Regions from separate parts of the Homo sapiens genome. Here regions 2, 3, 4, 5, 6 and 7 are each linked to region 1. A link is a loop called in an ENCODE intact Hi-C map of the cell type or tissue named here. Cell type or tissue: mammary epithelial cell. All regions are shown on one strand. Each heading gives the region's core, and the rest is flanking DNA. Links, peaks and the distances in the headings are about the cores only.

Region 1 (4,313 bases), core at 123-4,122:
CACAGAATTCTATGCGGCCGTAAAAAAGGATGAGTTCATGTCCTTTGCAGGGACATGGATGAAGCTGGAAGCCACCATTCTCAGCAAACTAACACAGGAACAGAAAACCAAACACAGCATGTTCTCACTCATAAGTGGGAGTTGAACAATGAGAACACATGGACACAGGGAGGGGAACATCACACACCGGGACCTGTTGGAGGGTGGGGTCTAGGGGAGGGACAGCATTAGTACAAATACCTAATGCATGCAGAGCTGAAAACCTAGATACCAGTTTGATAGGTGCAGCAAACCACCATGGCACATGTATACCTATGTGACAAACCTTCATGTTCTGCACATGTATCCCAGAACTTAAAGTAAAATTTAAAAAAAAAAAAAGTGCAGCCAAGCGTCACAGATTGGATCTTCTAAGTGTGTCTTTTAGGCAGAGCAGGGCATGTGGATTTATCTGCGTTATCTCGGCTTTTCATTGAGGCTGCGGACACTCCTAAGCCTGCACAGTAGCGGCTTATTATCCAGACCCTCTGTCCCTTGGAACCCCAACCCCAGCCCTAGCCCAGCCCAGTAAATCTCCTTCACTGCCGGAGGGGCGAGAGCAAATGGAGAGGAGGAGAGAGAAAGCAAGTAAAGGAGACGAGAGGGCAGAAAGGACTCAAAGGCAAAGTGGACAGGGGAGGGGAAGGTCAGGGCCAAGCAGGATGAGCACCTGGGTCCAAGATGGAAATCCCAGACCTCAGCGTGTTGAACTAAGGCTGGGAAGGTGCTCAGATAACACAGGGAGGCCCTGGGAATAGGGCCAGGGGTGTCGGAGCCCAGCGGCCCCTGGACCTGTTCCATCCTGTTCCATCTAGGAATAGAATGGTTCAGGGAACAGGGATAAGCAGAGCCTGCCTGCATAGGACTACGAGGACACAGACGCAAGGCTTAAGGAGAGAAGAGAGGCAGAGAGGAGACGGGAGAGGCCAGGGAAGACAGAATGCTGGGGAGAAGTGGAGAAGGCAGAGGCAGGCAATGGTGAAAAAGGATAGGACCCTGGTGTGTTTGCAGACAGGCCCCTGATCCTGCTCCAGGAACTCCCCATCACTATCACGCCCACTTCCAAGGCCTCCCTGGGGATAGTGGTGGCTCCTTCCGAGGCCCTCCTCAACCGTCCACAGTCCTAGGAGGGGGCTTGAGAACAAAGTACAGCTGGCTCAGGACAAGGTTTTGTAAGGGTTCAGAAGAGAGGGTTGGGAAGGGGCAACTGTCCCAGGGTGGAAGGACTAGGAGGGCAGAAGGGTGGGGAGGAGGTGTCTGCGCACCTACCACTTCCAGCGGAGCTGCTGGGCGGCGCTCCTGAGAAGGCCGTGGGAAAAGCCCACAGACGGAGGAGCAGCTGGGCGCACCTCTGGGGGCCGCCACATTCACTCCTTTCCCGCAACTGGGCTTCTTCAGAACTACGCTCTTGATTGGCTGAGCTGAGACCCAGTCTTTCACCCTCCAACGCCCTCATCCCGGGGTCCCCCTTGGTGTCAGGAGTTCCCTAGCCAGGTGAGAGGTGAGCCGCGAAGCCAGGGGAGTGTCCAGCCGGCAGCCTGTCTCCGGAAGGCCGGGAGGGAAAGGCTTCCTGGCTGCAGTGTCCACATCGGCCACCAGGGGGCAGCGCAGGGCTGCCTTTTAGCGCCTCCTGGTCTCCAGTGAGCTGGTCCGCAGAACCCCAGGGGCGTGGGGACGGGGCTGCCACTCCCGGACCCGCCCCCTTCCACACCCTTCCCGCAGCTCCTCTGCAAAACGCCTCAGGAATTCAATCAGCTTGGGGAAAGTGGCGAGTTTTCAAAAGGCAATAAAGAGGCAGATCTATAAGGGCCCCTTGAAATCCTCCGTATTCTCACCCCGTTCAGAGGCTGGGGAAACTGAGGCTCAGAGAGGTTAAATTGCTTGCTTAAGATCGTCCAGCTCTTTCTCTGGCCCCCCAGTTCGGTTCTCTCTCCAGACATCCACTGCCTCCGCATCAGGAACATCGCTCCACTGCTGCATATCTGGGGATAGGGATGGAGGAATCCGGGCAGCCATCATGGAGGAAGCAGCAGCACTTGAACTTGGCCTTGGGGTGGGGTAAGAGGCGGACTCAGTTGAACAATGTGGGGGTGGGCACTCCTGGTGGAGTCACCTCGTGGGCAAAGGCAGGAGGCAGAGGCCTGGGGTCCCGGGAGGCAAGTGGTTTCTTAGGAGAAGTAGGAAGATAGCGGGGATAGGAAGTGTACCCATATCCCGAGGTCCTTGCAGGCTGCCCAGGTCTCTGCCTTTAGAATTGCGGGGTGGCTCGGCCCAGGAATTTTCCTGAATTCCATTATGCTGAAAGCGCAGAGTATGGCAGGAGACCTCCTGATTATCTCATGTGGAGGTGGGAGTAAGCAAATAGTCTCCCCCGCCACTGGGGCACGAGCCAGCTGCCCCTCCGCGGCCGGGAGCCCAACCCTGGGGAAGAGAGCAGCCACGCCCCATTCCTCCACCGTGACTCGAACCTTCAGCTGCTGGAGCCCCTGGCCACCGGGGCCCCGTATTGACCTCAGAATTGGCCGCGTCTGGGGCGGCTCGAGGTTCCTGGGCTCTGAGCAAGCGTCAGCCTGTGAGGTGGAAGGGCCCAGGGCACAGCCGGTCCCATCTGCTCAACAGCGCCTGCGAAGAGCCCCATGGCCAGCAGCACACTCAGCTCGGCTCTGGCCTGCAGGGGGATGTGGGACAGGGAGGGGATGCAGTGAAGGCAGCGGTGGAGCCCAGGACGGAGTTTCTGTCCCTGGGAGTCTGGGCACACAGTGGGTCGCAGGGGAGGAGGAGGCCCTGCTGTCCTGGCATTGCTGTTGCTTCCACAACCTGAAGATGGCACCCAACCCTGACCTCAGCCCTCCCTACCTGCAGCAGCTCGGTCTGGCCTCCCAGCCCCAGACCATGTCTGAAGTCATTGAGTCCACACGGTTCCACCGCCTCCTTGGAAACCCTTTTCAGAGACTCAGAGTTGAGAAGCTGAAGCTGGGACTCGAGCTCTGGGGACCAGCAGACCTGAGATCAAGGACCAGCTCTTCTCCTTACTAGCTGAGGGGACTGAGCCCCAATTCTCCCACCTTTATAATGGCGGAACCAGAATAAAGATAAAACCTCCTCCTGGGGTTGCAGTGAGGATCTAATGAGACACGAGGAGACGCCCCAGCACAGGGCGTGGCACTCACCCTGTGTTCAATCATAGCTGGCCCTGTTATGACCGTTTTCATCCCCTTTACCATGGATGGCCTCTCATCTGGCCATTGCAGGTGACAGGTGTGTCCATGTCCCCTAGACATCCTGGGCGTGCTCAGCTCTCCTGGCTTTCAGCCGTTTGGCAAAACACCCTCCAGCTGATCTTGTATTTACCACAAGTCAATTGTGTTTGCCCCCGAGCCTTTTTCATGCCAGCTGTTCTTGATATTATGAAGGCACAGGTTAATTAAATATCATATAAGCTAGCAAGTTTTCAAACTAGTTGGGTTTGTTTGTTTGTTTTCAGAGGTGGGGTCTTGCTCTGTCCCCCAGGCTGGAGTGCAGTGGCATGATCACAGCTCACTGCTGCTTCAAATTTTGGTGCTTAAGTGATCCTCCCACCTCGGCCTCCCAAGTAGCTGGGACCACAGGTGTGTGCCACCACATTCTGCTAATTTTTATTTATTTATTTATTTATTTACTTACTTACTTACTTACCTACTTTGTAGAGACAGGGTCTCACCATCTTGCCCAGGCTGGTCTCAAACTCCTGGGGTCAAGGGATCCTCCTGCCTCGGCCTCCTAAAATGCTGGGATTAAAGGTGTGAGCCACCATGCCCAGCCTCAAACTGTTTAAAGATTCCTTTATACTCTTAAAAATCATTGAAGATCCCAAACAGCTTTTGTTTCAGTGGCTTGCATTGATTGATATTGACTATCTTCAAAATTAAAGATGAGAGACTTTCAAAGCACAGAGACACACAAGCACGCATTCCGTCGGCTGTCAGAGGCCAGGGCTGGGGGCTGGGGGCTCTGAAAATCTTTATTTGTACCTTCTGGAGAAAATGAGAGCATCAAGGGCAAACAACATCTCAGTTTGACCGTGAAAAGAATTTGGACTTTGGATTCCCTGAAAGGGTCGCAAGTGGTCCCTGGGCCACTCTCGGAGAGCCACTGAGGGAAGCTGATGAAATATTAATGCAGAAAGGGAGCTGCTCCCTGAATGCTAGGCTGGAAGCTTTGGAAAGTCCCAGCACAGATGAGGGTAATGATTTGGGGAAAATAATCACACAAATAATGAAGGACTCTGCCTCGAG
Region 2 (4,313 bases), core at 188-4,187, 260 kb after region 1:
GCCGGGAGCATCAGTCACCTTGGGGAGCTGGAGAGAAGCAAGCAGCGGTTCTACCTAGGGTCTCAGAAGCGCTCAGTTCTGCAGACCGGGGCATGTTTCAAGCCACCCAGTTTATGGTGCTTTGTTGCAGCTGCCATTGGAAACTAATTCAGGGCCCAAGCCCTAAAGCCTAATTCCACCCCCAACCTTTCTCCACACCCTGTGGGGGCGGAACCATGGTAGGCCTGAGAATCCACCTGGAGGAGGGGTCAGTTGCCCTGGGGAGTTGCCATCAGAAATTGCAGAGGCTGAGCAAGGCCTGGTGTGTGCCGTACAGAAGTGGGTGGGCATGAGGAAGGACGAGGTGGGCACTATCTCCTGGCAGGCCCCTGACCTGGGGAGGGGCTCAGGGAGGGTGGAATCAGGTGAGCAGAGAAAGGCTGACATCTTCTCCAGCTGTGGACTCTGAAATGACTGGGACTAGAACAGAATCAAGCCTCCTCTAGACTTTTCGTGAAAACCTTGGAGTCTCTGCCAACAGAAAGGGGGAAAAAGAGCCCCAAACACACCTACTTCCCATTTCTCCATTACAGTGGAGGTAGAGACTGCCTATATTATCATATATTTGACCAATTACAGTTTTGGGATCAGACAGGACACTGGGGTCAAATATAATTAACATATATTATAACAAATATGTGTTAATTGTAACATAACAAATATATGTTAATTACATTTGACCCCAGTGTCCAGGCTTGACCCCAAAACTGTAATTGCCCCCATCCCTGACCCCAGCCAAGCTCATGCTGTACTCAACTCTATTTTCTCATCCGGCCATAGCCACGCACCTCTGAGTCCAGAGACTTCCAGTTATTTCTACTTTTCCAGCAGGAGGAGGGACAAAAACAACTTGGATCTGAAAAGCAGAGGGGGAATTAAGAAAGTATCTCAGCCCCGGGCAGCTTTTTTTTTTTTAACCACTAACTGGGCAATGAATAATTTATAGCCAAGAATGTTTGTGGGGGCATAAAATGTTGACAAGTCAAGAAAAACCTCTTAGCAGCCTAACGGGCAATCCATCTTTAAGAAACAGGTTTCAAATGCACAGCTCTTGAAGAGGCTGGTTGAGGTTGTTTTCTCTCTCTCTTTTTTTTCTCTTTTATCTATATGGACATTGGTGAGTGCTGAAATATGCCTCACTTCAGCACGAACTTGGGCTGAATGATATCCCAGGCAAGAATTAAATCATCGCTTCTTACAGCAAGAAATAAACACCCAAGCGAGGGAGACCCTTGGCGCATGCGGTGGAGGGGAGCTGGTGAGCCTGGCAGTGTTTGATGGGGCCTTTGTATTCCAGGCAGGATTCAAAGCTCAAGCTCAGCCTCACCGGAGCAAGCGGGTGACTCGGCCCAAAAGAACATTCCTCAGGGAAGCTCCAGGTGAATCCTCTGTGATTGCACGACTGAGACCTTCTTGTCCTTCAGATGTGGGCATCATCGTTAATATGCCCGGGTCCAGGAACCAGGATGGCATTGCAAGGTCTTCATGCCAACAGTGGCTGGGGTGATGCCTATGATGCCAAGTGCCCTGATAACTACAAGGCCAAGCTCATAACAAGCACCTGCCGTGTTCCAGGGCTAAGTTCCTTACAAAGAACCTCTCCTTTCGTCTTCGTGTCTGCTCTCTGGCTGGTGCTAGTTAGACTGCCCATGTTGTGGCTTCCTTCTCTGCTTCAGGAGGGCCCCTGAGAAATGGGAGCTCAGGGAGGACCTGTAACTCTGTTAAAGGAAAGAGGTGGTAGAAGCTGGCTCCGAACCTGTGTTATTCCCTTATGCTTAACCACCTTGCAACGGCCATCTCCTATGGTTGCTGACTTAGTTTTGGAGGCTGAGTTTTCCAGAAAGCAGCAGATATTGGGGTGTGCCTCCTCGTAGTCTCATTCCCTCAATACACCCCCTCCTACTCTGAGCTTCAGATGACCAAGGTTATAGTTGTACATGGAGACCCAAGTCTAGACCAAAGCTAAGCTAAGCATATCTAGGAATAGGACAGGTGAGGCTGGTGCCATTAATCAGAACTGTATTTGTTATCTGCTGCTGTGTAACAAATGGCCCCCAAACTTAGCAGCTTTAAAACAACAAATGTTTATTGCCACACAGTTTCTGCAGGTCAGGAATCCAGACACATCTCAGCTGTGTGTTCTGGCTCAGGGTCTCTTACAAGGCTGGCATCATGGTGCCTGCTGGAGCGTCTGTCATTTCAAGGTTCAGTTGGGGGAGGATCCACTTCCAAGCTCAGCCACATGGTTGTTGGCCAGTGCAGCTCTGCACCAGATGTGGGACTGAGGTCCTTAGGTCCTCACTGGCTATCAGCAGGAGGCCTCCCTCAATTCTTAGCCACATGGGCCTCTCCATAGAGCAGCTTATAACATGGCAGCCAGTTTCCCTCAGAGCAAGGGAGACAAGAGAGCAAGAGAGTGAGAAAGGTAGAAGCCAGAGGCTTTGCTGTGCAGTCTCAGAGTGACATCCCATCACGGCACACACTCAAGGGGAGGGGGTACACAGGGGCAGGAACACCAGCAGGTGGCACCCATGGGCAGCAACTGCACTTGTAATCTAGCATTATGTAAGAAAGTACATAACAAAGCTTCCCACAATAAGCACTTCACATCTCTCACAGTTTCTGTGGTCAGGAATTCAGGAGCAGTGTGAGTGGGAAGTTGTGTCTTAGGGTCTCTCACAGGACTGCAGTCAGAGGTCAGCAAGGGCTCCAGTCCTCTGAAAGCCTGTCTGAGGCTGAAGGACCCACTTCTGGGTGGTGCACTCACGTGGCTGTTGGCAGGAGGCCTCAGTTCCTCTCCACGTGTGCCTCTCCTCGGGGCTGCTTGAGCATCCTCACAGTATGGTGCCTGGCTTGCCCAGTGTGCAGTCCAGGAGACCACGGCAGAAGCTGCAATGCCTTCTGTGATGCGGCCTTGGAAGTTGTCCCACGCCATCACTTCTCTAGTATTCTACTGGTCCTGCCCCATCACTTCCACAGTTTTCTACTGGTTACATAGGCCAGCCCTGTTCAGTGTGGAAGAGGACACCACAAGGGCATGAATACCTGGAGGTAGAATCATCACGGAAGCCATCTTGGAGATCAATTCCCACATCAACTAAGCAATCCCACCATGGGTTGGAATCACAGGGTGCTGGAGCCGAGCAAAGAGGATACTGGACCCCAAGCCCATGCACACCACACTCTCTGCAGTCCCCAGAGTGTGACAGCCGTCTGGGGCCCTTGTCTTTACGATGTTCCCTCTGCTTGGCAGGCTCTTCTCCCACAGTGGGCTCCTACTCAACCTCCAAAGTCCAATTCAAATGTTACCTCCTCTAGTCCTCACCCTATCCCCTCACACCACCCCACTCACAACATGGATGTCTCCCTCCACAGGCCCCTGTGCAGTTTTTGCATGCCCTTATTATCAGCCTTATCTCAGAATCTATCTGCTTATCCCATGTGTCTGAGGCTCCACATGGCCAGGGACCTTGAGCTACCTGTGTCACCTGAGCACCTGGCCAGGGTCTGCCCATGGTAGGTGCATGGACACTATAAGATTGAGCCAAGTCAGTCTCAGTGAGTTTCAGGGCTGGGCTGAGACCAGAGTGAAGGTCCCAGCTTCCTGAGCCCTTTCCTGCAGTTGCAGTGGGACCTTTCAGCACATGTCTGGGGTGAGAGCCTTCCCAGAGTCCGCCATCAGGCCTTAGCCCGTGGGTCCTCACACATGACACCAGGAAGGAGCCTCAGCCCTGGCTGGGGACATCCCTGAGCTGCCAGTCCAGCTCCAAGAGTTGAGCATCTCCATCAACTCTTCATCCACAGATTCAGTACATGTCCCCAGATTCCTGCCTGGCTTTCTCCCTGCAGCTGGGCCCATTGTAGACAGTTCCCCCAACACTCCACTAAAGCTTGGTGTGGGCTGTGATCCATGGAAGGTCCTCACAGGTGCAGGCAGGGGGAGGCAAAGTGCCCAGAACGGGGCTGAATGTGATTGCTGGGCATATCTCACACTGAAGGAGTTTCGGCTGCCAAATAGTGCCTCACTGCTCCAAGGACGGCACGGCCTTTCCCATGCACAGGTGTTCTAAAGGGTGCACCAGTTAACTGAGTGTGCATCAGTTACCTGAGCAGTGCTGTCACCTGGACTCCTTCAGCCCTGCCTCCTCCCCTCCTTCACTCCAATGGAGAGGGGCCTTTTAGCCCTATACCATGGCAAAGTGAGTCTGGAGGGGTCCACTCACATTCGCAATGGGACAATGGCTTGTCTGGAAGCTGCTCCTGTCCAAAGAACA
Region 3 (4,313 bases), core at 61-4,060, 390 kb after region 1:
CCTTGCCCTTGGCACTGATGGGGTTCAGGACATGGTACCCCAAAATACAGCACCTTGGCATTTGAGGAAACAGCAGAAACAGAAAGGTCGTTTTCACCTCCCACCCTCCCTTCTCCCCTGAAGCAGGACATAAAACCCTCATTCAGGTGTTAGTCTCCCTATACCCAGAAGAAACATCCTCACCTCTGAAGACACAGGGATAGAGGAGACTGTGAACACGCAGGCCTGGCTAAGTCCCTCCATCTATTACCGTTACATCAGACGTTTTTATCCAATCAAACTTTTCTAGGACTATCCACTTTTTTTATCAAACCAAGCATAAAAAACACAGGTTTGGCTGGGTGTGGTGGCTCACGCCTGTAATCCCAGCACTTTGGGAGGCCGAGGTGGGCGGATCACCTGAGGTCAGGAGTTCGAGACCAGCCTGACCAATATGATGAAACCCCATCTCTACTAAAAATACAAAAATTGGCCGGGCCTGGTGGCATGCGCCTGTAATCCCAGCTACCTGGGAGGCTGAGACAGGAGAAACGCTTGAACCCAGGAGGTGGAGGCTGCAGTGAGCCAAGATCCTGCCATTGCACTCCAGCCTGGGCAACAAGAGTGAAACTCTGTCTCAAAAACACACACACACACACACACACACAGGTTTACACATTTCTTTGGGTCTTCATTTCCTTATGAAGGCTCCTGCATCCGGTAAAAATTATATTAAATAAATGTGTATGTTATTCTCTTGTTATATGAGTCCCAGGCAGGAACCTAGGACGGTGAGGAAAAGCTCTTTCTCCTCCTATGGCATCCACACACCCAGGGCCTGCCACTCCTGCCCAGCCCAGGACCGTCACTATCTCAGTGACCAGTGGACAGGGCTCAGCAGGGCCACACGGATCAAGGTGGGCCCCAGCCAGGCAGAGACCAGGCCCCGCATCCTCCCACCCCCTGCACAACTTCGGTCCCCCAATCACCAGGGCAGGTATGAGTAAGGCCATTGCACAGTGGCAAAAACTGAGGCCCGCAAGGGCCCAAGGACCACCACTCAGATCCCTCCGGGCACAGCCCAGCCAGGAGCTCCGGGCAGAGTCCCGGGAGGCCCTGCCCACAGGGTCAGAGCGCCCCTGCCCCCGGCCCAACGGATGCGCCTGTCCAGGATCACCACCTGTCAAGCTCGCTGCAGCGCGGGAGGTGGGGTGGACCCTTCCCTGCCCCGGAGCCCACACCTCTGCACGGTGAACCGAGGCGCTCCGACGGGTGCGCGGACAGCACCTGGCACTGAGGAGGTGAACGTGACTCCCACACACGCGGGACTGAACCAGCGCCCCAGAGTCCCCAGAACACGCATGGGCCCGCGGGGCCGCAGCCCACGCCCGGGACAGCCGCCCGCAGTCTACGCAGGGAGGGGCCGCGGGGCTCTGGTTTCTGCAAGTTCTGAATTGTCTCCAAGGAGCATATTCCAACGTCAGAATAATAAACTTTTACAGAACTGTATTGCTCTGCAGCGCGCGGGGGGACTCGGCCCAGCGAAGAGCGAGCGCCCTACAGGCCTCGGCGGAGGAGGGCACGGTCCCCAGCGCGGCTCCTGGCCCCGCCCACGGCCCCGCCCCAGCTCCCGAGCCCCGGCCTCGCGCACGCGCATCTCGCGGGCTCGCAGGACGGCCGGGAAGCAACGCTTTGCGGGCAGCGCCCCCTGCCGTCCCAACGCGCGTGGGGCCCTATGGCTGCGAGCAGTTCCGGCCAAAAGCCCCAGGACCCGGACTTGGGGTTATTGACTTGCGCGTGGGCGCTGAGTCTTGGAGGGGAGGGGACAACTCGCCACACCCCCGTCCTCTCCCTGGAGCTCGAAGCCCCTTTCTGCTGAAATGGGGCCTCCTTTTCTCGGGAAACTGACTTTGGGGGAAACTAAGTCTCAAGGGGATCTTAAAACCCAAGACGGGGGAATGGGAACCTCACAGGACGTGGGGGCGCTTTTCTGGCCATCTCTATATAAAACCTGCCGGGGGCCTCAGACCCTGGCTCCTCTGTCAGTTCCCAAGACCCGTCGCGCGCCCACCTGAGCCCGGTGCCCACTGGATGGGGGCTCAGGCTCACCTGGTCAGTCCTCACCCCCACCTCCAGAGACCAGGCAGTCATGCCCTTCTAATATGGCGGAGGTCCCAAAAGATTATACCATATTTTTACTGTGCCTTTTCTGTGTTTAGCTATGCAAATACTTAGCATTGTGTCGTAGCAGGCTGTGCCATCTAGGTTGTGTAAGTACACGCCATGATGTTCACATAACGAGAAAATCGCCAAAGGACGCATTTCTCAGAACATACACCTGTTGTGAAACCACCCGTGACTGTTCTGTCCTAATTCAACCCCCTCATTCGATAAAGGACAGAGAGGCATTGAGTTGCCAGAGGTCATCCTGGTTGTCAGAGGCAAAAGCAAAACCGAAGCTCTGAGCCTCGCAGCAACCACCCACGCCACCGCCTCCCGTCATCATCAGGAGGCCTCCCCAGGTTTCTGTCCCAGGGAGCGCAGCCGGTGGACAAGTCCCTTCCGCTCTCTGAGCCTCCAGTAACATGAAAACACTGGCAGGAGACCCTCCATGATTCCAGGATTCCTAGAACACTGGCAGGACACCCTCACCCGGTGATCACTCCCAGGTCACCCCACTGAAAGCCGGCAGCTTTCTGTATGGTCTGCATCCATGTTTTTCTATTTCTCCCAGGAGTAATTACTCCATTTGTTCACAGGTACACGGCTTGGCACTCAGGGGCCATAAATTAAAGAGATGTTGTGATAAAAAGGAAGGCAGGAGAGAGTAGGGGCTGGTGGATCCCACTTGCCCTTCACTGCCGGTCTCAGAGACTGGCCTAGGAGAAAGCCACCAAGATCAAAGGCCCCCAGACCCTGCATCCCCATGGATGTGCAAGCCTGAGCTGTCGGTGGTCCTCCCGAACCCTGCCTTGAGCCATGCTTGGCTATTCCACACAAGGCTTATTTGCAGCAATCATCTGCTGGGCTCTTAAGTATTGTGATGCAAATTATAAAAGCCATTTTAGTTCAGATATCTCATTAACAATTTGAAGGGCTAGGCTGATGTATAGAGAAAAAATCTCATTTGCAAGTTAATCAAAATAAAGGCTGGGGAGCTAATAAACCTCCTCTGAGCCATTATACATGCATGGAACACTGGAGTGAGCCCTGAAATATATTTTAAAGTTTTTTTTCCTAAATGGACTAAGCTGCTTTTAGATATATATTATTCATTTTGATGCCTCCTGCTGGTATTTTAAGAATCCATCCCCCAAGTTCAAAACAAATTGAAATGCTTTTACAGGCCACAGGGGCCTCTTGGCCAAGCTCTTGAGACAAAGGGAGGAGCTGTTCTCAAAGCCCCCAGTCCCTGAGGCACCAGGACCACCTACTGGCTCCCTCAGAAGGTTTGTCCAGCCCATCCAAGGCTCTTGGGCATCACCACTATTTCAATGACCTAAAGCAAGCTTGTGTTTCTGAGCCTTGGTCTCCTCATCTGTAAATGGAAGTAATAATACCTGGAGTGAGACTTAAGGCATTTGAAATAGTGCCTGGCACAGACTGCTGAATAAATGCTATTTATTTGAACCACTGTCTATCCTCCGGGACCAGCCAAGTGGTACTCAATAAACATTTTTGAAATAAATGTACCTATTAAAAAGCCCGCTGATGCCAGGAATCGTGTGCCTTATTCACCAGTAGACGTCAGTGCCCCAGCATGGTTGGGTGAATGACACCCTGCCTCACACTCAATACCCACTTTGCAAGGACTGCACATTAGAATCCCCAGGAGCATTTAATATCCAGGTGCAAGGCCCCATCCAGGAGATGCTGATGTAATTGATTTGAGGTGAGGTCTGGCCATCAATATTATTTTTTTTTTTGAGACAGTGTTTCACTCTTATTGCCCAGCCCAGAGCGCAATGGCACAATCTCGGCTCACTGCAACCTCCGCCTCTTGAGTTCAGGTGATTCTCCTGCCTCAGCCTCCTGAGTAGCTGGGATTACAGGCGTGCACCACCACGCCCAGCTAATTTTTGCATTTTTAGTAGAAACTGGGTTTCACCATGGTGGTCAGGCTGGTCTTGAACTCCTGACCTCAGGTAATCTACCCACCCCGGCCTCCCAAAGTGCTTGGATTACAGCCATGAGCCACCACACCTGGCCGATACTAATTTTTTAAGCAAGCCAGGTGACTCTGAAGTGCAGCTGGCATTGAGCAGCACAGATCTAAACCTATAAATGTCCCCTATATGCCTCCCCCGACCTCTGTGGTGCTTCCCCATCACATA
Region 4 (4,313 bases), core at 56-4,055, 300 kb after region 1:
CTCCCTCGAGGGCATGGAGGGAAGACTGGGCAGGCCAGGAAAACGGGCCCTGCTCTCCTGGCAGTGAGAAGTTCTGGTGTTGAGAGGGAATGACTAGCGAGAGAAGCACCCCCGCCCCGCCACCTTAGGGTGCCCGAGTTAGCAAACACAAATACACGATGCCCAGTTACATTTGCATTCCAGAGAAGCAAATCCACTTAATATAAGTATGTCACATGCAACAGTTGGAATATACTTATACCAACAAAGCATTCACAGTTTACCTGCAACGTGCACGTGGCCAGGCCGTCTTCGTTTTATCTGGCAACCCCACCCCTCCACCCCCACTGCTCCCGCAACGCTGTTGGGAGTTCAGGGAAAGGTCTGGTGCCCAGACCCACTCCTCTTCCCATACTAGCTCCTAATGACAGAATCTAAACACACAGAAGGAGCCTAGCAGGGATCAAAGGTGGCTTTGTTCATGGTGTCATCAGATTGGAGGACATGGCGCAGATGTGGAGCTGACTGACCTGGGCACGTGGTGCCTCCTCCATCCCTGGTTGTGTGTAAATCCTTCAATATCTGAGTGTGTTTCTTTTCCTAAAACTCGGGCAATAATAATAAACCACCCCCTACCTTCCCCCGGAAAGAACTGCTGGGATCCCACATTACACGCAGACGTGCTCCATTGAAAGTAGAGTGCCCCCACGTCCTACCACATTTTAATTTATAATTTTAATAATAATAAAGGAAGAGGTTGAATTCATTGCATGACTCCAAGGCCTTCTGGCATTCTCAGCGGGCCTGGTTTTCTGTGTGTACAGAGTTAATGCCAACACTGCTCTGGAGGTGGTTAAAAAAAGAAAGACATCCCGCAGCAAATTTGATTTAGGTGTCTAATTCCATTTGAAATGACTTCAGCAATAAATAAACCCCTCTCTTTGATTTTTTTAAATCAGCACATTTCAGTGGCAAAGTGACATCTTGGAAGCAGCGGTCCTCTCCACCCTGCTTGGCTGGCACAGGTGGGCCCCCATGCAGGGACACCAAGTCTGGCCCGGCGCCCGGCCATCATGCCTCTGCAAGTACAGAGAATATCCACTGCCAAGCACTTAGATCCCTGGCTCAGCAGGGCAGTCAATCTCACCTGCACAGATCTGCCTCACCCTATTCACCTGTGGATCATGCAGGCGTCCAAGGTAGCTCTCAGTGTCCCATTTGTAAATCTATAGGGAGTGTCCTGTTGGACATTAATGAGTGACAGAGAGGCTTTGGGAGGCAGATAGGAGTCCGGGACTGGAATCTGGGCCATGGATCCTGCTCTTTGACCTAGAGCAGATGCCCAGGGGCACTTCCTGGGGCCCAGGAACACTACTGGGGCTCAAGGGCATGGCCAAGCATTCATCTCCAAAACCAGCCTGCTGTGGAGCCGCTTGTTAATCAGGAGATGCTGGTGAGTTCCTGAGCTCCCTGGAGTTCCACGTCCTCACCTGTGTAGTGGGGCTAGGAGAGGCGGCTCCACCTAAGGCTGTCTCCAGGACGTTCTTTCTCCATCTATCATCTACCCTCGTGTAGGGTGCGTAGCACAGCCTAATAACTGCAAGTGCAATGCAGCAAAGAGGAAGGGCTTCTAACCAGCAATTGGGGCAGCCTCAGGAGCTCAGAGAAGCTACACGTCTGTGCATGCACACACACACACGCTGACATCCACTGAGTCACAGACACACACAGACTCCCGTGCCCCGCGGGCAGAGCAGGCTGCCTGCTGCTTGGATGTGGCCACCGAGCGGGTGCATCCAGCTCCACCATCGACAGCTCACGTGGACTCTTGCTCTGTCCCTGTCACCGCACCACAGTGAGCTGCAGGGATCAGGTGAGGATTTCATCTTTCACCTTTCACAACACTTGATCATAAAACAAAGCTGAGCGTTTAACAGTTTAGGTTTCAGGCCTCTTCAAAATGTCCCTGGGTCAAATGGCTGCAGGGAAACAGGCCCTGCACTGCTAAGTGTCTGCTCCTGGAATGGGAAACAGCCCCTGGGCTGTCTCTTCACCTGGAAAAGTTCGCAAAGGCCCCTAGGCTGGCCCTTAAACACAACCAGCAACCAGAGGCCCCTCCCACCCTGGAGCTGATAAGGCCCCCACCACTAGGAACCACGGAAAGGCCACAGGAGCAGACACTGCTCTTTGACTCCCTGAGGTGACAGCCCCGAGTCCCCATCGTGGGCTCCACTCTCTAAAGCTGCCCCTGGGCCCACAGCAAGGCATCCCATGCCGGTTCCCAGTCAGCCCCTGTGGCCTATGGCCCCAACACCTCCCTGTAAGTCAGACACACAGGTTCCAAGGCCTGCCCAGGGCTCAGTCAGTGGGCATGGGGCAAGGCCCTGGCACGTGGAGGTTTAACAAGCTCCCAGGTCGCCCTTGACACCAGGTGGAGCCTGAGGGCTACATTTCTAATGAGGCCCAGGTGATGCTGAGCCGGCTGGGCTGTGGGCCACACTTTAATGGGCAACAGCTGCAAGCTGTAAGGAACATGCATCGCTCTTTGAAGAGGGACCTGGAGTGCATCCATCTGGCTAGATGGTTTGGGGAATGACGTGGACCTTGGTCACCACTGAGCTCCTCTACCCCCTCCCTGGATACCTTTAGCCAGCATCCCATGGGCCTCTCCACTCCAACAGGTACAAAGACAGCTAGAAATATGGGGGCACCCCCCGCCACCTTACCCCTGCATCTAGCCGGCCACCAAGTCCCAGGGCTCATCTGTTTGGGTAACTATTCCTGTATAAAAGATACTCCAAAACTTCACAGCATAAAACAGCTATTTTGTTGTATTCAAAGGTTGGATTCTGTAAGCCAAGAATCCAGGCGGGGCACCACAGAGACAGCCTGTTTCTGCTCCACAGTGTCTAGGCTCTCAGCTGAGAGGACTCAAGGACTGGGGTTTGGAATCATCTGGAGGCATCTTCCCTGACCTGTCTGACAGACGATGCTGTCAGCTGGAATCTCAGTGGGGACTGTCAGAACACAGCACATACACAGGCCTCTTTGTGTGGCCAGGGCTTCCTCCCAGCATGGCAGCCTCAGGGCAGTCAGATTTCTTTAGATGGATGTTCAGGCTCCAAGGGTAAAAGTCCGAAGAGAACCAGGACCTAGCCTCAGAAGTTATGTGCTGTCATTTCCACTGCCTCATGTCACCTAGGAAGTCAGCCCAAATCGAAAAGGAGGAGACATCAACACCACCTCTCCATGGGAAGAGTGTCAAAGAATTTGCAGACGTGTTTGGAAACCACCCACCCTCTCAGCGGTGTCTCCCACGCGCATGCTCTCCCTTTGCCTCCTGACCTCTGGCTTGGTTCAGGGCCTCCCTATCTCCCATCTGGGCCTTTGAACAAGCGCCTTGTTGGTATCCCTACCTCCAGCCCTGCACTGCAGGGCAACTCATCACCAACAGGGATGTCCATGACACAAGCAGGTCCAGTAGCTTCCTACTTGGACGCTTCCAGCCATTCACCGTAGAAGTAGGAAGCAGCCAAGCTGTCTGACTTGCAGCATTCATTTATCCTGACCCCTGCCTCTGCTCCAGCCAAATTGTACTCCAAATCTCCACTCTCCTTGCTCTTCTGCCTTTGCATGTGCTGGTTTCTCTACCTAGAGTGCTCCCTTTACCTCTGACAGGATCCTAGCAAACTCCTATTCATCCTCCAAAACCCAGCTCCAATGTCACATCCTCTGTGATGCCATCTTTAAACCACTCATGATTATAATAGAGGTGCAGACCAGTGGTTCCCATTCTTAGCTACACATTGGAATCACCGAGGGAACTTTAACACATACTGATGACTGGATGCCACCCCCAGACAATTCTGGTTTAGTGGACTGCATACAGCCTAAGCATGAGAAATTAAACTCTAAGAACCGCTGGTATTGGCCGGGTGTGGTGGCTCACGCCTGTAATCTCAGCACTTTGGGAGGCCGAAGCAGGCAGATCACTTGAGGTCGGGAGTTTGAGACCAGCCTGGCCAACATGGTGAAACCCCGTCTCTACTAAAAATACAAAAATTAGCCAGGCGTCATGGCTACGCCTGTAATCCCAGCTACTCGGGAGGCTGAGGCATGAGAATCTGGGAGGCGGAGGTTGCAGTGAGCAGAGATCATGCCACTGCCCTTCACCTGGGTAACAAAGCAAGACTCTGTCTCAAAAACAAAAACGACAATGACAACAACAAAAAAAAAAGAAAACAGCTGGTATAGAGCAATGGTTCACAGAGCCCAGCACAGAAAACCACCTGGGGATGTTTCAAAGCACCCCTTTTCCCCAGAGCCCCACTTCA
Region 5 (4,313 bases), core at 94-4,093, 510 kb after region 1:
TATTCTCTTTCTGATCATTAGTTCTAATTTTGGCATCTCTTGATAATTCTTTTATTTTTTTATTTTTTGAGACAGAGTTTCACTCCTGTTGCCCAGGCTGGAGTGCAGTGGTGCCTGGGCTCACCACAACCCCCTCCTCCTGGGTTCAAGCAATTCTCCTGCCTCAGCCTCTTGAGTAGCTGGGATTACAGGCATGTGCCACCACGCCCATCTAATTTTGTGTTTTTAGTAGAGACGGGGTTTCTCCATGTTGGTCAGGCTGGTCTCAAACTCTCAATCTCAGGTGATCCGCCCGCCTCGGCCTCCCAAAGTGCTGGGATTACAGGCATGAGCCACCACATCCGGCCTTCATTGGTGTATTTTATGTGTGGCCCAAGACATTTCTTCTTCCAGTATGGTGCAGGGAAGCCAAAAGATCGGACACCCCTGCTCTAGAGGTTTATGACCAAAATACTGTATTTAAAGCTGCTGGGAATAATTCTTTTTTGTGGGTGGTATTCCCCCAAGTGGACGCTCTTTGAATTCATTTTCATTTTGATGTTTAGGGAATTGGCTTAACATTTACATTTGTTTTGTAGTTATGTAAAACATTTATATGGTTCTAAAATCAAATCCACAAAGCAAGACATATTCAAAGAAGTCCAACTTCTTTTCCTTCTATTTTGTTTTTACCTGTCTCTGGTAGGTAGCCATGTTTATAAATATTAAAGCTATAAATATTTTATAAATATTATAGCTTTTTTTATTTAAAAAATAAGCAACTATGTATATATTTGTATTCCCCTCATAGGATGAATTTAAGAGACAAATTCTCAAAATAATGTGTTTTATATATAGAGAGAAAGGCTAATGCTTTAAGTTTAAAAATCAGTATTTAAAAGTTTATAAGTAGGCTGGGCATGGTGGCTCACACCTGTAATCTCAGCACTTTAGGAGTCCAAGGAGGGCGGATCACCTGAGGTCAGAAGTTCCAGACCAGCCTGGCCAACATGGCAAAACCCCATCTCTACTACAAATACAAAAATTAGCCGGGCCTGGCAGCAGGTGCCTGTAATCCCAGCTACTCAGGAGGCTGAGGTGGGAGAATCACTTGAACCCAGGAGGCGGAGGTTACAGTGAGCCGAGATCCTGCCACTGCACTCCAGCCTGGGTGACAGAGTGAGACTCTGTCTCAAAAAATAAAATAAAATAATATAAGTGGTATGATCACAACCATCTCAAACAGCCCCCTTCCCCCGACCCAAAACCCAAACAAAAACAAAACCCTGCCACTGCCTGGAAAATAAGACCTGGCCAGGTGCCATGGCTCACGCCTGAAATCCCAGCACTTTGGGAGGCCGAGGTGGGCAGGTCATTAGAGCCCAAAAGTTTGAGACCAGCCTGGGCAACACGGAAAAACCCCGTCTCTACAGAAAAAATGCAAAAAAAAAAAAAAGGCAGATGTGGTTGCATGTGCCTATGGTTCCAGCTACTTGGGGGGCTGAGGTGGGCAGATTGCTTGGGCCCAGGAGGTTGAGGTTGCAGCAAGCTGAGATTGCACCACTGCACTCCAGCCTGGGCAACTGAGCGAGACCCTGTCTCAAAAAAAAAAAAATAGGAAAGCAAGAAGGAAGGAAGGAAAGAAGGAAGGAAGGAGGGAAGGGGAAGGGAAGAGAGGGGAGGAGACGAGACTGGCTGTCCAGATGGCATTGCTGGTGATATTTGGATGGTCTGACCTTGGGTGGTCTCCCTGCCTTTTTCTTGTGGCATTTTCAGTTATTTTCACAGTCAGCTTCCTTCACATTTCGAATGAGATACAGCCCACCTCACCGCCGAAAGAAGACCCCTCATGGGGGTCTGGTGAATCTGGGTTTGTCGTTTTCGGATGCTGGGGCAGTGCGTCTGGGAGGGAGCGGGGCTGTGGATTCCTGGTGGGTCACCGTGGCTGCTTGAGGCTTTGGTCCCTGCCGCTGCCATCCACCCTGAGCATCTGTGGCCCTGGAGAGCGAAAGACTTGTTTCCTCTGGTGGCTCCGAGCATATGTGGCAAAGCTGTGTCTTATTTACCTCCCACATCATCATCCTCTCCTACCCTCATATGACATTTCTGCCTGTCCCCTTGACAGTGGAGTAGCAGCTGCATGTTCCGAACGTCCCCACCCTGCCATTTTCCTAAAATGCTCACTAACGTTATTTGACTCTCAGGATGTGTAGACATTTTAAAGCTGTATTTCAAGATAAGGCCATTTCAAATGAACTGTGTCTTATGCACAGGGTAATAATTCTCTGTTCCTGGCTTTTTTATTTTTAATGAAAAATGCCTGCAAGGACCTCTCTTGCTGCTGAATGCCAGGCTGTGGCAAACCTTAAATTTTTCCAGCTGCTTTAATCAATAAAGTTATCACCAGTCATTTCCCTTGATCACTGCTGCTTCCCGAGACCCTGACCTGCTTCTTGCTGCTGAGTTTTCAGTCTGCACTCAGAATAGATATAACTCCCCAAATCCAATTTTCATTTTAACCTTTCCTCAGTGGCCTAGAAATCACAGATTGCTGGTATTATGCTAATAGATTGGAAATTCAAACCTCTTAGAGGCAACCTGGCCCTTTCTAGGATTCAGTAATAAGGCAAAGAATAACATACCTTAAAGGTTACTTCTAGAAATATCTAATTCTCACGGTTTAAGCTTCTGAATCAGTGGATGGTTTTATAGCTTCATATGAGCACCCAAGTGATGTGAAGGTTTTGGCAGTTCTCCATCATCATAAGAAGTTCTGTGGGATGCAAATCCTGCAGGTTTAGTGGAGATTGAGACTGTTCAAACCAGAGCACTTAGTTATATGTGACAGCCAAGAACCCTCGCCTGGAGGGGCCCGTTTCACAGGTGAGGAGCCTGAAGCTTAGAGATGAAACACCTTGTCATAGGCGCTTTGCATTCCCACCATGAGGTTAAGACAGGATTTCTCAGGCTGGGCGCAGTTGCTCACACCTGTAATCCCAGCACTTTGGGAGGCCGAGGTGGGTGGATCACGAGCCCAGGAGTTCGAGACCAGCCTGGGTAACATGGTGAAACCCTGTCTCTACAAAAAAATACAAAAATTAACTGGGCATGGTGGCTGGCACATGCCTGTGGTCCCAGCTGCTCAGGAAGCTGACGCACGAGATTCGCTTGAATCTGGGAGGCAGGGGTTGCAGTGAGCCAAGATGGTACCACTGTACTCTAGGCTGGACAAGAGAGTAAGACCTTGTCTCAAAAAAAACAACAAACCCCCCCCCCACCCCGCGGTTTCTCAACCTCGACACTTGGTGTTTTTGGACTGGGTCATTTTGTGGTGAGGGGATGTCCTATGCATTGTAGGGTGCTAAACAGCATCCCACTGTCCGCCCACTACATGGGACCACCCCCTTCCCAAGCTGTGAAACCAAAATTGTCTGTAGACATTGCCAGATGTGCCCTGGGGAGAACCGCAGCATTAAGCGGTATTAAGAGAACGGTTACGGAGAACTCTAGTACTGAACCCAAGATTACTTTGCCAATGAGGAGTGAAGCCAGGCACCAAACCATCGTCTTCCAGCCCCGTCCAGTGCTCTTTGCCATAGCCCAACTCTCAGGGAGGACCAGCGGTGCAGCAGAATTTCTTAGGGAGGTGGGGAGGGTAGGGAGGATTTCAGGTTGGGGGGTAGGGAAGATTTCAGGTTGGCGGGTAGGGAAGATTTCAAGTGGGGTGGGTAAGGAGGATTTCAGGTTGGGGGGTAGGGAAGATTTCAAGTGGGGTGGGTAAGGAGGATTTCAGGTTGGGGGGGGTAGGGAGGATTTCAGGTGGGGGGGTAGGGAGGATTTCAGGTAGGGGGTAGGGAGGATTTCAGGTGGAGAGGTAGACAGGATTTCAGGTTGGGGGGTAGGGAGGATTTCAGGTTGGGGGGTAGACAGGATTTCAGGTGGGGGGGTAGGGAGGATTTCAGGTGGGCGGGTAGACAGGATTTCAGGTGAGGGGGGTAGGGAGGATTTCAGGTCGGGGGGTAGACAGGATTTCAGGTGAGGGGGGTAGGGAGGATTTCAGGTGTAGGGGTAGACAGGATTTCAGGTGGGGGGGTAGGGAGGATTTCAGGTGCAGGGGTAGACAGGATTTCAGGTCGGGGGGTTAGAGAGGATTTCAGGTGGGAGGGTAGGCAGGATTTCAGGTCAGGGGGATAGACAGGATTTCAGGTGGGGGGATAGGGAAGATTTCAGGTGTGGAGGGTAGGCAGGATTTCAGGTCGGGGGGGTAGACAGGATTTCAGGTGGGGGGGTAGGGAGGATTTCAGGTGTGGAGGGTAGACAGGATTTCAGGTGGG
Region 6 (4,313 bases), core at 18-4,017, 160 kb after region 1:
CACATTGTCTTCCACCTGTCTGGGGTCTAACTTGTGTTCTCCTCGGGCCAGTGTATAGACACTGGGCTCAAGGGGGCCCAGGGAGACTGCAGTTATGGGTGCATTTTCCCATTCTATCCTCACAATGAGCCTGTGAAAAGGTGTCATTATCAACCCCACCCCACGCTGGGACAGAGGCTCAGGGAGGCTGGAAAATGGCAGAGGCTCCCCAGCTAGCACAGAAGACCCTGATGGAAACGGGCTGACTCTGGCAGCTAGGCTTACTGAGCAGATAGATAAATGCCCCATCTGTGCAGCTTTGGAGATGAGGGCACCGCCAGGGACTCTGGGTGATCGTGTCTTAGCCAGAGGGAGAGCTCTTAGAAAGGCTGGTACAGGATGGGCAGCACAGGTGATGACGACCACCAAGACAGGGCGAGGCTTTCCCTCTCAGGAAACCAGATCTTCAGAGCTACCCTGCACCACTGCCCCGGGAGCTTCCATCCCTGGACTCAGGGGACGATGAGATGGCCACTTGGTGAAGCCGAAGTCGTCTTTATGGAGCAGGTTGGAACCATCTCCCATGGCAGTCCCAGAGCCAAGGAAACCAGAACCAGGCAAGAAAGAGGCCAGGCCCTGCTCCTGGCTTCCGCTGGGCGGTGGGGGTCCTGGGTGACCTTTCCCTGCCCCACAGGCAGCCCCTTTTCTTCTGCGAGTGGCTGGCAGACTTTGATTTGGGGAAACTGCCTCTGCATAGCCCCTGTCTTGGCGGGACTGTCAGCCAAGGCGTGGTAAGTTGGCCCGAGCCAGGCCGCTGGGAAGCTTTCTCCCTTGCTTTGGGAGCCTAGGCAGAGTTCCTGCAATGCCATCCTCTGAGGGTTTCCTTGGAGCTCCTCCCAGCACAGTCCTGTCTGCTGACTCAGTCCAGAGCTCCGCTGTTTGCTTAAGGCAGCCTGCGGGCCCTGCCCTGCGGCATCGGAGGCCCCCGGTGAGACCACGGGGCACAGCGCCCCTCCAGTCTGCCCCTCCCACTCTTCTTGTCACCGGGGAGCAAGGGGGTCCCTCGCAGGGCCTCTCAGCCCAGACGAGAAAAAGGGCAGAGGAAGCAGAGGGTCGCAGAAGAGAGAGGTGACAGGAGGAAACGCGGGGCGGGTGGCTGCCACGTTTAGTGTCCACCTGGAGTGGGGCCAGCACAGCTTGGGTGTTGCCTCGATCTCTGCGAGATCAGCGTCATTATCCCCAGAGACGGGCATCCAAGCCCCTGTCTAGTCCAAGGCGGAGCCACATTCAAACCCAGTTCAGCCCCTGCACTGCCCACTCTCCCTGAGTCCCCGACACCCACAGAAAGCCCCTGACGTAAATTCAACTCAGCACAGGGCAGTTCAGCTCTGCACCCATGCACCAGCCCCGCGGAGGGCCGGCCCCTGGGCTGGGCACTGAGGTACCGAGTTAGCACCAGGGCACCACCCTTGTGGCCAGGGAGAGGGGCCAGCAATGCCTGCCCTTCCCATTCGTGCCATAGGATCCCCTCAGCTCATCCTCCCAGCAGCCTGTGAGGGCAGAATTACTGGCTCCATTCGAAGCTTAGGGCCTCAGAGTAATCCGCCCACGGTCCCCCAGCGGGGAGATGGCAGTGCCAGGATTTAACTCCACAGGTGTCCTGTTGCCACCCCCTCCTTCCCAGAACAAAACAGATAACACCAGGTGTACCCAACCCCGGGGAACTGTGCTAAGTGTTGTGGTTCTGAGGAGGAAATGACTCAGCAGTCAGGAAGTCTTCCTGGATGAGAAGGCAGTGACCGAGCGGGGAGAATCTCAGCAGCTTCACACAGCCAGGCGGGACACCCCAGCAGAGGAAGGAGAGGCTGGGGAAGAGCAGAGCAGCTGGTGGCCCTGAGTGTGGTGGGAGCCAGAGGGGGGAAACGGTGCTCGTGCCCAGGGCAAGGGAAATAAGAAAGGGGGAGGGAGAGGCAGCACCGAGGGCCTGCGGGCGCTGGGCTGGAAGCACGTCAGCAGGGGGGCCACAAAGGGTGTGGTGGGAGAGGACTGGCCCGTGCTGTGGGAAGTGCTCACACGCACTCACACCCAGTCACACACACACTCATACATACACACAGGCGCGCACACACACACTCATATACATACACCTATACATACACACAGGGACAGGCGCACACACACCCACTCACACATAGGCACAGGCACACACACACACACCTCTACACACAGGCACACTCACCTTTACTCGCACACACTTATACATATGCACAGCCACACTCACACACACACACTTACACACAGGCACACACACATACATACACCTATACATACAGGCACTCACACCCACTCACACACACACATACACACAGGCACAGGCACTCACACCCACTCACACATACAGGCACAGGCACACACATGCACTTACACACAGGTACACTCACCCTCACGCACATGTATACATACTTACACACAAGCACACTCACACACTTATACACACAGCCACACTCACACCCCTCTACATACACACAGGCATACTCGCCCTTACACACACTTATACATACACACAGGCCCACTCTCTCACACACACTCATGTATACACACAGGCACACCCTCACAGACATACTCATAGGCCCACTCACACACACTCATATATACGCACAGGCACTCACACCCACTCTTACACTCATACAGGCACACACACACACCTCTACACACAGGCACACTCACCCTCACTCACACACACTTATACATACGCATAGGTCCACTCACACACACACACACACATAAGCACAGGCACACACACATACAGACACACACAGACACGCTCACACCCACAAACACCTCTACATACACACAGGCACACTCACACCCTCATTCACACATAAATACACATATGCGGACAGCACTTATACATCCTTACACACAGGCACACTCACACATACACCCTTACACACAGGCACACTCACACTTACATGTAGGCTCACCTACACATATATACTCACAGGCATAACCCCCACACACACATGCAGCCACCCCTCCCCCCACACACACATGCACACTCACCCCCACACTCACACATGCATGCACATTCACCCCCCCACACACGCATGCCCACACTCACACACATGCATGCACACTCACCCTCATGCTCACACACACTCGCACACTCACCCTCATGCTCACACACCCTCGCACACTCACCCCACTCACACACTCGCACACTCACCCCACTCACACATGCACACTCACCCCACTCACACACATGCACACTCACCCCACACACATGCACACTCACCCCCCACACTCACATGCACATTCACCCCATGCTCACATGCATGCACACTCACCCCCACGCTCACACACAAAAACACCTCCACACTCACAAACATGCATGCACACTCACCCACACACATGCACACTCACCCACATGCTCACATACATGCACTCACCCCCACACTCACATACACACTCACCCCCCACTCACCCCATGCTCACATACATTCACACTTACCCCCATGCTCACACATGCATGCACACTCACCCCCACATTCACACATGCATGCACACTCACCCCCACACTCACTCACCTCCATGCTCACACACATGTACACTCACCCCCACACATGCATGCACACTCACCTTCACACACACGCATGCACACCCCTGCACTCACACACACCCATGCTCACACATGCACACTCATCCCCATGCTCACACACATGCATGCACTCACCCCACACATGCATGCACTTACCCCCATGCTCACACACGCATGCACACTCACCCCCATGCTCACACACATGCACACTCACCCCCACACTCACATACATGCTCACCCCCATGCTCACATATGCACACTTACCCCCACACTCACAATGCATGCACACTCACCCCCACTCACAATGCCTGCACTCACCCCCACACACATGCATGTACACTCACCCCCACTTTCACACACATGCATGCACACTCACCCCCACACTCACACACATGAATGCACACTCACCCCCACGCTCACACACATGCACGCTCACCCCCACACTCACACACATGCATGCACACTTGTACACTCACCCCACTCACACACATGCATATACACTCACCTCTTGCTCACACACACATGCATGCACACACACACCCCCATGCGTACACACACATGCACTCACCCCCACGCTCACATACATATGCATGCATACCCCCCATGCTCTCACACACACATGCACACTCACTTCCACGGTCACACACACGCATGATCATATGCATCCACACATCCACATATGATGTCCTCATGCACAGTGGCAAGGAGTCTTTCTCCCAGAGCAACCCTTGTTGGG
Region 7 (4,313 bases), core at 97-4,096, 73 kb after region 1:
GAATTCTTCTGTCTTTTTGTCTTTTTTTTCTTATTTGGTCCCCTCAGTCACTTTTTCCCCTCTTCTACCCTTCAGAAAAGGCAAAATACCAGTTACCTATCTAATAAAATGAGTGCCTCCATTTAATCAATTTGAGAGATTCACTGGGTTTTATGGGAGGACTAGATTTGGGGGTTTAAAACATTATTCCTCAAGTTACAGAGTGTTGGGCTAGGAGAGCTTTGAGCGTCGACCAGCTAGGGGAAGGGGGAGGAGGCTGAAATGGAAAGAAAGAGACGGATGTTTCTCAAACTTCTTTAGCTAACACACTGCGAGTCTGGGACTCGAACCCAGGGCTGTCTCTCTCCACCACCGCCAAGACGTGTTCTGTCACTGCTTCTGCATCTATTTCTGGGACTGACCCACACCTCCTCTTATGTAACTGGCTGGGGGAAAGAAAAAAAAAAACGAGTTTACACGGTCACAAAGCAATTTGCAATTATCTTCTTTCTAAATATTCATAAGCTGGGATTATTTTCCCCTTTGGATGACAACACAGTCGATGACATCGCTGGAAAGTCTTTGGTTGACTTAGTTTTTCTGAGGTTTTCACACCCAAAACCTTGAGCAAAAATGAAGGATGATGAACAAATCCCAAAGGTGCTTTTCCTTAGAAATGGCCAAAAGCGTTCACCTTACAATTTAAGCAAGAGGTGGAGACCTTTCATCTTAGGATGGGGGCACCCCACCTGGGCTGCCATGCACCTCCCTCCTGGGGAGGTGGGCTCCAGCCCAGCCACAGCTCATTTCCTGGGCTGCGTCTCCCTGTTCCCCTGAGCAACCAAGCCCAACCCAGCCACAGCTTTCTGAGATGAAGCCAGCACTTTTGGTGACAGCACATGCCTTGGGCTTAGCCTCCTCCTTTTGTCCCATTCTTCCTATCCCCACTAGGACCTGAGCCACCCGCAAGGCGCTCTGCAGCTGGGGCAGAGGGGCCATTTGCACATTCCAGAGTAACTGGCTGCACTTAGCACTGTGCCGGGCATGCAGCCCCATCTGAGTGACAAGACAGTCGCACCCCAGACTCCACATCCTGCACTTAGTGCTGGGAACACCAGGACTTCTGCAAGTGGCAGACTTCCAAACTCCCTTAAAAATCTCTTTGGGGATCACAAAGAAGAGATTAGGAACATTTTTCAGAGCATGAAGCCCAGATATTTATCGTCCATGGATATTTTCTGGCCAGTGATCACATTCACATCATTCGTGGAAATCTCTGGCATCTACTGCACTTATTCAGACCAATTTGCTCAGTAATCAGTGCAGGTGCACTTCTGTCCTGCTTCCTAAGATATGCAATCCAGTTGGGCATGGAAGCCGCTAGAACAGAAGCTCAGATCCAAACTGAGGCACTTGAGAGATCACACTGTCGGAACCTCTCATCTCCCAGATAAGGACCAGGAGCAGGCCATCTGCCCCAAACCAAGGCTGACTTTCAAGCCTGATAAACAGGGAAGTTGGAGACTTCTTCTGCATGTTGGGCAATTAAGCTTATAAGTGGAAGTCTGCGCCCTCAACTACTTTCAGAAACAGATTTAGAAACAGATGGTTTTTGTGTTTTTGGTTTTTTTGAGACGGAGTGTTGCTCTGTCACCCAGCCTGGAGTGTAGTGGCATGATCTCAGCTCACTGCAACCTCCGCCTCCTGGGTTCAAGCGATTCTCCTGCCTCAGCCTCCCAAATAGCTGGGATTACAGGCGACCACCACCATGCCCCGCTAATTTTTGTATTTTTAGTAGAGACGGGGTTTCACCATGTTGGCCAGGCTGGTCTCGAACACCTGATCTCGTGATCCGCTGGCCTCGGCCTCCCAGAGTGCTGGGATTACAGGCGGGAGCCACTGCGCCTGGCCTAGAAACAGAAGTGAGTATCATTTCCCCCAAGGAGAGTTGGGTTTTCAAGTTTCATTAAAGGTTGTGTCTGCGGGTGCAAAGTGAAAATGATACATTGAGGCAATTATCCAGATACGTAATGTCAAACTACCAGAAACTTTGCCTTAATTAGTGAAATAACTGAAGCAAAAAATGAGTATATGCCTAATTCCCGGAATAGCTGGCTCGAGCTCTCACCTGCTCGGGGGGTCAGAGGCAGAGCCAAGGGGATGGTGAAGTCAGTCCCCACGCTGCAGTGGTTTACATGCTGACCACTCGGGAGCAGAGTGGCAGTTACCAGGACATGGGTTATCTAGACAGCTGGAGTTCTCATCCTGGCTCCACGGCCTGACACTTAGCCCACCTCAGTTCCTTATCTGAAAAATGGGGATGATGTGACAATATGTAGTCTAATGGAGCCACAGGGAAGACTGAGATAATCCATGGGAAGCACCAAGCAAGGACAGGGCACCTGGGAAGTTCAGGAATCGTTGGCAGTGCTCCTCATCATGGTAACCATCACTGTCACTGTTATTCCTGTTTCCACCTGCTCTTTGGCTTTTTAGCTGATGGGCCGGGTACATGTCCAGTCTGGTCTGTGTCACACACTTCCACATTTTATTCCAGCGTCTCCTAGAGGGCTGGCTTGCTGAAATGCATCCGAAATGAATTACTTTGCTGTCTGTTGCAATAACTAGTCCTTCATATTCAAATCCAGAAAAAGATCAAAACACATATATTTTAATGTCTTCTAAGTCCGTTGTGAAAAGCATCACTATGCTCTTATTAAAAATTCTGCTTTCATCACCTGCCTTAATATCCCTGTTCTTGAATTAAAAAAAGAAGTCAGAAAGACAGAGGAAAATAGTGATTTTTAAAGTAAGACCTTATCTTGTGAATAACTGTAAAATGTTCTATTTTAATAAGAAACACAAATTTTCAAACAATAAAAAGGGGATCATTTTTACTTTAGAATGTTCCACCTTATGGTATTTTGGGCCCTAAGTATACAAAGAAAGCATACAAGGAGATAATCGAAGCTAGAAAGTATCAGAACATGCTTTAGCATGTCTCTGTCTGGGCTAAGCTGGGGTCAGATGTGAATCAGACAGGACTAGGCAGGATGAGAATGGCCTCTCAGGTGAAAAGGACAGTCCCTTGTCTCTGCACAGACATCCATCGGCTTAGCATCCCTCCCCAGAGGCCTCTCCCAAGGAGGCAGGTCTGTGCTGCTAGGCAAAGTTGCAAACTCCCACAGATCAACATCCCGTTTGAGTTCCTACATCCTGTAGTCCTCCTGAATATAGAGAGGATGGGTTCAACTGACTTCTGCAGGCTCAGCTCTAGTACAAATCAGTGCCATACAGATAATAAATATAGCCAGGAAATTCAAGAGTCTTGCAAAGTTCAAGTTAGTCCCTGTTGTTTGGGGGACCCCCCCCCCAACTATTGGTGATATGGCACAGATGGAAATGGGGCAGAGGCACCATGAACAGAGTAACATTGCAAGAATCATCGGGGCCAGGCTCGGGGAATTTGGGACGGGGAGTCCAGGGTCTCTGGCAAGTCTCTGAGTCATCAAGATGAGTGAGCCTCAAAGGCAACACAGGGGAGAACCATGAACAAGCAGTGACACGTGCAGGGCCCGTGGCCTGGGGAAGGCTGAACAGGGATGGACAGTTTACGGTTTCACAGTTTTAAAAATTTGAGTCACTGACTTTAAACAGGTGAGGCAGAGCAGGGGACCCAGAAAACAGGAACAGTGCTCCTCCATGAGCCCCTGCCATAGGACACCTGGGCAGAGGCCAGCCTGAGCCTGGACCTTCCCAGTCAGCCAGCTCATCCCTCGAGGAAGGACGCAGATTTTTCTCTCATTGCCTGCCTTTAACAGTTCTGCGCTCCAGGCCTGACCAAACCAGATTTATCCATTAGGTTCCATGACATGTGGAATATACTGAGGGCAAAGAAGTCACCCCAAGATGGGAGTTCCCCTGAATCTAAGGTGTCACTGTGCCTCCCTTTAGCTGTAGGACTTTGGACAAGTGGTCCCGCCCATTTCCTGGGGACATGCAGAAAATGGTGATGTCCCCCCCAGCACGTTGTCAGGAACAAATGATATAGCCTGGCTGTGTGAGTGCTTTGTAGAGAGCACACAAAGGACAGGATTTTTCTTTGCAATGGAAAGTAGTTGCTGTGTTGTCCAAGAAACAGTTTCTGGAAAAAAAAGAAAAATCTGCACTTACAGATCTAGAGTAAAAACACAATGTAGGTCTGAGGTTCCTAGCCAATCCCAAGCCAGAGGCCCCTCTGGGAATCTCTCCCAAGGGAAATGCATATGCCCACCTACGGGGATGTCACTTCAGGAAGGTCAACATGAAGGCCATATTTGACCATCAGATTTAAG

Evidence for each region. Hi-C counts contacts between places; a loop is a spot of excess contacts. Peaks named below come from ENCODE experiments on the same cell type or tissue, not always from the same donor. Only the 100,000 strongest peaks of a DNase experiment are listed, where the experiment ranks them.
Region 2: it touches region 1 in a loop (4-fold over the local background); 53 of 110 quality-filtered maps call a loop at or near these places.
Region 3: a loop joins it to region 1, with 17 times the contacts of the local background. A loop is called at or near these places in 107 of 110 quality-filtered maps.
Region 4: it touches region 1 in a loop (9-fold over the local background); 3 of 110 quality-filtered maps call a loop at or near these places.
Region 5: it touches region 1 in a loop (4-fold over the local background); 3 of 110 quality-filtered maps call a loop at or near these places.
Region 6: a loop joins it to region 1, with 12 times the contacts of the local background. A loop is called at or near these places in 16 of 110 quality-filtered maps.
Region 7: a loop joins it to region 1, with 7 times the contacts of the local background. A loop is called at or near these places in 3 of 110 quality-filtered maps.

The regions. Positions count from the first base shown.
Region 1 is chr10:123,993,156-123,997,468 of GRCh38, forward strand. No RefSeq gene overlaps it. Among named protein-coding and RNA genes, the nearest start is that of CHST15, 98 kb to the right of the region's middle. RefSeq lists enhancers at 1,450-2,012, 2,013-2,575. In mammary epithelial cell, for the core only: CTCF peaks have their summits at 1,630 (motif pointing right) and 2,862 (motif pointing right); DNase peaks (open chromatin) are centred at 1,726 and 2,446; H3K4me3 peaks cover 812 bases; H3K27ac peaks cover 2,463 bases.
Region 2 is chr10:124,256,816-124,261,128 of GRCh38, forward strand. No RefSeq gene overlaps it. Among named protein-coding and RNA genes, the nearest start is that of OAT, 160 kb to the right of the region's middle. In mammary epithelial cell, for the core only: a CTCF peak has its summit at 2,541 (motif pointing right); no DNase peak of the experiment used is centred there.
Region 3 is chr10:124,387,724-124,392,036 of GRCh38, forward strand. No RefSeq gene overlaps it. Among named protein-coding and RNA genes, the nearest start is that of OAT, 29 kb to the right of the region's middle. RefSeq lists a silencer at 1,494-1,783. In mammary epithelial cell, for the core only: a CTCF peak has its summit at 1,708 (motif pointing left); a DNase peak (open chromatin) is centred at 1,638; H3K4me3 peaks cover 597 bases.
Region 4 is chr10:124,293,914-124,298,226 of GRCh38, forward strand. No RefSeq gene overlaps it. Among named protein-coding and RNA genes, the nearest start is that of OAT, 120 kb to the right of the region's middle. In mammary epithelial cell, for the core only: a CTCF peak has its summit at 2,401 (motif pointing right); a DNase peak (open chromatin) is centred at 1,708.
Region 5 is chr10:124,503,019-124,507,331 of GRCh38, forward strand. The region is part of intron 5 of LHPP (phospholysine phosphohistidine inorganic pyrophosphate phosphatase); the gene reads left to right. Among named protein-coding and RNA genes, the nearest start is that of LHPP, 43 kb to the left of the region's middle. In mammary epithelial cell, for the core only: no CTCF peak of the experiment used is centred there; no DNase peak of the experiment used is centred there.
Region 6 is chr10:124,151,481-124,155,793 of GRCh38, forward strand. No RefSeq gene overlaps it. Among named protein-coding and RNA genes, the nearest start is that of CHST15, 60 kb to the left of the region's middle. RefSeq lists a silencer at 1,855-2,114. In mammary epithelial cell, for the core only: no CTCF peak of the experiment used is centred there; DNase peaks (open chromatin) are centred at 901, 1,151 and 1,721; H3K27ac peaks cover 2,106 bases.
Region 7 is chr10:124,066,025-124,070,337 of GRCh38, forward strand. All of the region lies in intron 1 of CHST15 (carbohydrate sulfotransferase 15), which reads right to left. Among named protein-coding and RNA genes, the nearest start is that of CHST15, 25 kb to the right of the region's middle. In mammary epithelial cell, for the core only: a CTCF peak has its summit at 2,542; DNase peaks (open chromatin) are centred at 3,037 and 3,537; H3K27ac peaks cover 1,589 bases.